Regions from separate parts of the Homo sapiens genome. Here region 1 is linked to region 2. Evidence: read pairs that join two places in POLR2A ChIA-PET (ENCODE). Cell type or tissue: Panc1. All regions are shown on one strand. Region 1 overlaps CABCOCO1 (ciliary associated calcium binding coiled-coil 1). Region 2 has its middle 68 kb from the start of CABCOCO1.

Evidence for each region. Peaks named below come from ENCODE experiments on the same cell type or tissue, not always from the same donor. Only the 100,000 strongest peaks of a DNase experiment are listed, where the experiment ranks them.
Region 1: POLR2A ChIA-PET joins it to region 2 with 9 read pairs; 2 of 35 experiments call an interaction of 5 or more read pairs at or near these places.

What each region holds. Positions count from the first base shown.
Region 1 is chr10:61,668,916-61,672,915 of GRCh38, forward strand. It overlaps CABCOCO1 (ciliary associated calcium binding coiled-coil 1), which reads left to right. Exons shown (of 8, transcript NM_001366906.2): 2 at 3,717-3,820. Among named protein-coding and RNA genes, the nearest start is that of CABCOCO1, 8.0 kb to the left of the region's middle. In Panc1, a CTCF peak has its summit at 515; no DNase peak of the experiment used is centred here; H3K27ac peaks cover 3,874 bases.
Region 2 is chr10:61,593,029-61,597,028 of GRCh38, forward strand. No RefSeq gene overlaps it. Among named protein-coding and RNA genes, the nearest start is that of CABCOCO1, 68 kb to the right of the region's middle. In Panc1, no CTCF peak of the experiment used is centred here; no DNase peak of the experiment used is centred here.

The DNA of each region.
Region 1 (4,000 bases), 76 kb after region 2:
TAAAGATCAGATCTGTATTACTGTTTTTTCCTTTTGCTTCAGCTCCAATATGGCTTAGCACAGCACTGCTCCTGCTCCTTGGTTCATTTATTTTAAGGGTTGGGGAAAAAAAAAAAAACACCTTCCAAGTCTAGAATTTGCAGACCAGTCTATGTCCTCTGTGACTAGGAAACTTCTCTTTAGTAAACTTTGGTGAAATCTGTTATCTTTCTTTTGGTGAATACTTATTAAAAATTTTTTTTATATAAAGCACTACCAGTGATGGATACAAAGATGTCCCTAAAAGTTTACATTCTAGAAAGAAAAAATATATACAAATGTGAAAAGTTTAGTTGACATTAGAGAGGGAAAAAAATTAGAGAAAAACATTATCTGGCAGATAATATCAGGCTTACAGTTTTATTGCTCTTGGAATAACTCTTAAAATCCACCAGGTGGTGGAGTAAAATGAATTAACAGTGCCATTTAGCTTACATATTTTCCTAGTTGGAGATGTAATTTTACAGAGAAAGCCACAATTACATATCCACATATTTTAGCTTATTTATGAATTTTCTATTATATCTTTAATTTTTACAAAGCAGAATGTATGTGTTGAAAGATTAAACATTTTTAGCCATCTGATAGCCTTCTCATGCAAGTCACTGTATAAACAAACAAAAAAAGCAGTCTGGTTTAAAATAGGTCCAGGAATATAATTTAAAACAGAAGAAAAAATCCAGAGGCAAACTCCCCTAAAAGATGATTATATTAAGCCTGCAAATTTTAGTAAAAGAATGAGGCTCTAATATTAGGCATCTTAGCTAGAATTAGTACTGTCCAAAAGGTTAAGATTATTGGATTCTCTTTCATATAGTTCTTGTGTGACCTACTTTTCTCCTACCCAGAGATTTTTCAAATCAGATAAATTGATCTGAATGTCTGTATAATTCACTTTTCATGTATATATTTATTCATTATTAATATGACAGTAATCTTGTGTGTATTAAAACACATAAAAATGATATTTAATATGAATTAAAATTTAGGTTCAAATGACTTGCCTTAAGTCATAAAATTAATCAGTAGTCAAACTATCATGAGATCTGGAGTTCCTCTAAGTCCTGCTTTTCATCATGCTCCACTATCTAACAATGTCATCAGATGATGAAGATGAATTTAGACAGTCAGTTAGCAACCTATGTTGACATATCAAGAACTGCAGAATCCTAAAAAGAAATAAAAGATTGAATGACTGTCCCTGAGGAATTTACAATCTAATGGGATTGACCCTATAGGAATAATTATACTTTACCACTCATAAAAATATATATAATGAAAATCATTTAAACAAATATATAACCATATATTATAGATCAAAACAGTACCTTAAACAAAAACTGGGTGCATTTAATTCAATTTGTAAATATCTGAGTACCTACTAGATGCAGCATACTAAAATACTTTTTTCTTAATGAGTTTATAATCTAATTATATGACCTAGTTTAGATTAATTGGCCCACCGTAGCTTACAAAAAAAGTGGTTAATAATGTAGCATATTTTATTTCTAAATTAGATTTTCAAAGATAAAAATGTAGCACAATAACCTAATATTAAATTACAAACATTAAGCCAATTACCATTACCAATAAGTGGTAGGTTTGAGATTTTTCCACTTTTGAAAAAGAAAAAGAATTTGGTATGTTATCTGGTAAACTACCGCAAGGCAGTTTTTTTGCTGCCCTTATCTTTTGGAACTCAATCGCATGGAAGGCTCAATAACTATTTGTTGCACTGAAAAACATTTGCCCTCTTTCCCCACAAAGTCTCATAATTTTTTATTTTTGTGTAGCTGCTGCTGTCTTGCCTCTATTTCCCAGTCTCCTCTTCCATCTCCCCTTCACAGCTCTTCTCTTCATGCCCTGGCTTTGAGCAGTCTCACCCATTGTCACAGTTGCAGTTGACTCCTAAACCAACGTCTGTAAACTTGACCTTTGTGACTCCAGCATTTCTAACTAAACTCTAAACATTTCTTTCTCGCTATTAGTATTCCACCTTAAACTCAGCCACTGAAATCAACTCAACATCTTGCTCTTTAAAAACTAGCATAGTCTTCCAACACTCTATTTCTATCAGTATAAAAAGGGTTGGCTGGGCACCGTGGCCCACGCCTGTAATCCCATCACTTTGGGAGGCTGAGGCGGGCAGGTCACGAGGTCAGGAGGTCGAGATCATCCTGGCAAACACAGTGAAACCACGTCTCTACTAAAAATACAAAAATTTAGCCTGACATGGTGGCAGGCCCCTGTAGTCCCAGCTACTTGGGAGGCTGAGACAGGAGAATGGTGTGAACCTGGGAGGCGGAGCTTGCAGTGAGCCGAGATCAGCCACTGCACTTCAGCCTGGGTGACAGAGTGAGGCTCCGTCTCAAAAAAAAAAAAAGGTTTGACATGTACAGTTATGCAGGTTGTGCTCTGAGCAAAAGCACTTGGCTGAGGGGTGAGTGGGGGCTAAAACTAGACTCTATTCACAGGCAGTACACTTGGACACAGAGCTGTGTCAGCATTAGGGAAATCTTTTCAGCACTTCCTCCACCCAAAGAGGATATCTTTGTCTAACTCACACAAAGGTGGCATATGTATTATTAGTATCACCACCATTTCCTCCAACTCACCTATTTCAGAAACTCAGAATCTCCATTCTTTCTCCCCTCTTTTAGGCCCCCATAACATGACTACATTCACCACTTTCTTTTCATCCACACTGCCAAGGAGACCGGAGCAGCCCAACGCTTCATCCCTGCACTGTTTAAATGGCCTCTTTGTTTAACTCTTCCTCTGCTCCTGTCTTTCCTTCACCCTCCAGTAGATTACCCTTCCTTAAAGCACAGTTTTGTCTTGTCATTTACCTGCCCAGAAACTTCATGGTTCTGAGTGCTGTCTGTATTACTAGAAACAAACTTCTCAGACTACCATTCTTCAACCAGCCAGGGTCTAAAATATTTATGATGCCTTGCTGTACCTTGTGAACACTCAGTACATATTTGTTGAATCATTAAATTTAAGATTGCCCACCATACCTTTCCAATGCTAACTTCCACCTAAGTCCAACTAGTCACCCTCATGTAACCTAGGTAACATTGTGAACTGCTGATATTTACAGAACTCCTTCCTAATTATCCTATCTTCATAACCTTGGTGTTGCTGGTTCATTCACATGGGGCATTGGCCACACCTAACCTTCCAAAGCCTATTCCTGGAACTCCTGTCTATAGAGTTTCCTTGTCTTGTGCCTATGCTTGTCCTTTCTTTTAGACTGAATGCCGCATGTATTATGGCTTACTTGTGTTCTTTTCTTCTTTTAACATCAACCTAGGCTTGCTCCTCTCACTAGATGTTAAGCTTCTTGAGGTTAGCACGTCTTTCTTGTTTGTATTTGCCTCCTCATAAGCCCCAGATTCAATGAGGAATGTTTAGATAATAAATATTTGTTGAATTGAAAACCATCACCCAGTTGTACATATGCCCAAAAGACGGATTGACTAGCCATTTGACTTTTCAGGTGAAAGGTACCGTTGCATAATATGGAAAAGAAAAGATACCATCTCGAAGATTGTTGTTTTTAAATGTTTTTCCTGACAGCAACTAGACTATAAGAAGAGCCAACTTTGTTACTATTGGGTTTAATATATGAAACGTACAATTAAAGTAACTCACTCCACATTGTGTTTTGGTAGAGAGACACTGAATTCCAGGAGCATGAAAAGATTCTGTCTCCGGATTTTCTTTCAGTTGCCCAAATCACTGATTTGTTAATGGAGGACATCGATGGAGTTCAAGAGTAAGCACTTCACTATTACAATCACATGTAGAAGAACAGTTCGAGTTCTGCATCTGTAAATGATTGTGATTACATGTATAAGCTTTTTTCACAATATTTGTTATGATATTATGCACTGAAAAATATCTAGACTTCAAAACACAAAAATTCTCAAGTAACTGACTTTTGGCACTACTCAAC
Region 2 (4,000 bases):
ATGGTGAAGTGGGACATATTGGTTACATGTGTAAGATTTCATTTAACATAAGGTTTTGCTGCTAAAGTAAATTTGAAAAATCACTGCCTTATTGTGAATGAAGCCTGAGGACCTTAAAGTTAATGCGTTAAAACTCCAGACTTCAAATCAGACACACAGCGTTTGAATCCCAGCTCCCCTGCCTCTTTCTATGCTCATGGACAACTAATGTAATGTTTCTGAAGCTCCATTGCCTCTTCCAGACAACGGGATAACTACATCTAGCTTTCCTATTTGGGGAGTTAAGGAAGATATTGTGCACAATGGATATCCGTGTGTGAAAGTAGTTAAGGTGAGTTAGCAATCAAATGACAAAAAGTGATGAACTATGAGTGGTACATAGAATCATGACTCCCCAAAGATGTCTAGGTTTCAATCCCAGGAACCTGTGAATATGTCATCTCACATGGCAAAAGGAACCCAGTTACCGTAATGCAGGAGCTGGATCTGTTTTAAAAGAGTTTGGGTCTTTCAGAACCACCAAGCAGTGAAGAGATCCTGAGCCACTATACAGTTAGTATTTGTGGTTGGAATAATTATGCCACTATATGTGTGACATGACCATGGCCCTTGGAAAGGACAGACATGCACACCATAAACTAACACCAACATTATATTCAAAGAAAGGGACTCAGGAGCAATGACAGTTATTTCAGTCACAAGCACTCCAGAGAGAAGGCAGGAAGACATCATGGTATGAAGGGAAAGGAAATACCTTTTCTAACTCAGTCAGTACCAGTGTGATCCTTGGCATAACACACTATCCTGGAGCCTTAGTGTCAATGTATTTGAAGTGAAATTGAATAATATATGTGGCTATGAGGTCCCTACCCAACCTAACTTTTAAAGCCTCTAAGTGGTAAGAACTCCATTTTACTGTCAAAGAGCTCACTGTATTAACATTTCTTTCTCTATGGGTAAACAAGTAAAAAGGTTTATAACCAAGTTACTTTCCTCTTGATGAGCTTTTTGTATGTTTTCTTACTTTCTAAGAAAAGCGCTATATTTTACCAAATTTTACTATTATAATTCCAAACATGAGCCATGATTCTCTAGACCCATTAGCCCTGTTAAACTATTCCCTAAGATATCACAAAAAAATACTTGGTCCTTTTTCTTATCTGCAGTTTCTTCCAACGTTTTTTTCAATCTCCTCCAGCATTTTATTTGCCGCCAAACTGATTCACAAGCCCTCTAAACTGTGAGGCACTGAGGTTTCTGACCAACGTACCAAAAACCTGGGACTCTGGGTTATGTTGAAATGAAAAGGAGATAATTCCGCAACCCTGTTAAAACTACTAAGACAAGATAGTCTCCACAGAAACCAAATATTTAAATTCTAAAATATTGAGGGATAATAGAGTCATTATTATTAAAGTGAAATCATTCAAGCCTCCTTTTGTTGGATATGTTGATTCATTCTTTCTAGTCCTGTGAATTGGACCTCCTAGAATAACCTGATTGGGGCAAATTCAACACATTTTAGTTCAATTTTCTCCAATTCAAACACAACTTGCACAATGAGGTGAGTTTCTAACAATTCAAAGGAACAAACCATTAAATTAAAATTCCTAACTTGATTGTTTGAATCACACTGGGCTAAATTTACATTCTCCGTAACACTGTGGGAATTCACTCTGTGGGAGATTTTTCTAGCTACATTTTTTTAAGCAAACCTTTTCTTTTCTCTTCTTCTTTTTAAGGGTGAATTAGTTGTTGCTGTACCTTTAATGATAAGAAGAAAGAAATAAAACTGGGCTCCAGGAAAAAACAATGAGGCAATAATTTTGAAATTAAAATACAGCGCATGATATATCAATATAATTGTCCTGCGTATGTGGAGATAACTCCGCTTTGATGGTGTTATTTCCTGAGCACGCAAAACCTAATAAAATCTGGAGGCCTGAATTGATGAGAAATTCAGCGTTAGAGATTATGAAAAACACACACTCAAATAGCCAAACAAAATTACTGAAAAACAATTTTAGTGCAGAATTATTTATCTAAGTAATGCAGGAGGATTTATAAAGATCTCTCAACATTAAAATAAATTACTTAAAACACTTAACTTCTTTGACAAAGGAAAATGCGATTATGTAACTAGCTGTTTGACCTTGACCAAGTCAGTTAATGCTTCTGTGCCTCAGATTCCTTAATGTTTTCTTAATCATCCTTAAGGAAACTTTTAATTCTAAAATGTCTATGATTGTATGCTTGTAGTGACAGGTTTTTTCCCCTTATCTTTTATCCATCTCATTTCTTCAAAATGAAATCATTATTTATGGAATAGAAAAGATTCAGTAGTGACCAGCTCACCAATTGATAATATAAATGCCAAATTGCAACAGAATCAGCCATGAAAGCATACAAGCAACCACGAAGTATACGAGGGAAAAAATCATCACGATGCTAGCCTTCCCTACACAAATGTAGTTTAACCACTTATTTGTTTGATGTGACGTTGTGTGTCATTGAACTGTTCCAAGTCTATTTTCTTTTTCTCAAACATAAAATGGAGGTAATAACAGTATTTGCTGCACAGGATTACTGGGAGGCTTAAATGAAACCCCAATGCCTGCCATGCAATAAAAGCTCCATAAATATTTCCCATTACTACCATCATCATCATAAATATTACAGATAAACTCTCAGCTGTGATCACCATTTGGGGAATAAATTTGAAGGAACTGGACATTCCACTTTTAATGTGAACATTACAATTTAATGGAAGATAGGAAAAATTTGGTAGGAGAAATTCTTCCATCCTTTCCTTATAAATAATAGAACATTTGCTCAAACAAATAAGAACTAATTGTCTTACAACAAAGCAATACACTTTGACTGCATAGTCATAAAAAAATTTGTGAGCTATGTGATTCTGCTATGAAGAGAAAAGGTGAAGGAGAAAAAGGAAGAATAATTTTCTGTCTATGCCTTGGCATCTGTTCCCAGGCTTTGAATTATTTTCCCAACTAATTAACCCCTTCTACTTATAAACCCAGAAATCATACTTTATGAAAACTCTGAAGTTTTTCTTTTAATTTTCTTGGATTTTTGTTAACCTCTACTTCTTTTTACCCCACTAATCCCTCTTCCTCATACACACCCGCTGGATTTCTCACAGCTCACTTAAGAGTCATGAAGGTACAGTCTTCTTGCTTCTTCTGTCAGAATTTGATATATTATACCAAGGAATTTCTCTGGCCTCAAACTGCACTGGCAATTCCTAACCCCAAATTATTTGAGTGAGGCTAATTTATTTACATGACATTAATAACAGAGTTCATAACGTGGCTGTAGGTATTAAATAAAAAAGTAAAATTTTAGTAAATAGCTCAGGAGAGGAAGGTGCCCAGAGTGGAGTGAAGAGAAGAAGCCTAACAAGATGGAGGGATGGAGGTCTTAGCAACAGAAAAGACAATGGTCAATAATTGAGAAATTGTCCCTGGACCATGAATGCTATATGTCCTCATTAAAGATATTGATCATGCAATAACACAATGTGAACTGCTGTGTGTACCTGTTTCAATTCCGCACCCATACCCAACTTTTGTACAAATCTCTTATAAATTTCATTTTGTGTCATTGGTCCTTTGAAGGATAAGGTACCAAAGTGAATCTAGTGTTTGGAAGGCAAATTAGTGACAACAAGCTCAGAGACAGATACTAAAATAAAATAAAAAAAAAAAAAAACTAATTCCATAGAAGAAAACAGTTAGAGCCAGAAAAACCTAAGCCCTCAACCCAAGAATTTGGGGGTACATTAGAAGGGATCCTTGAGTTTTATCTCTATATATGGAATGAGAACTCAGGTGAATTTTATGTGAATGCCAAAGGACAGGGTACCCCAGTGGGCTGTTAGGTTGCAAAGGTAAAGTACTTGGCAAGTACTTGTATGCTTAAGTGCTCAACAAATACCAGCTATACTATTAGTGAAGGTTTTCCTTGTTTTGATTTTGGG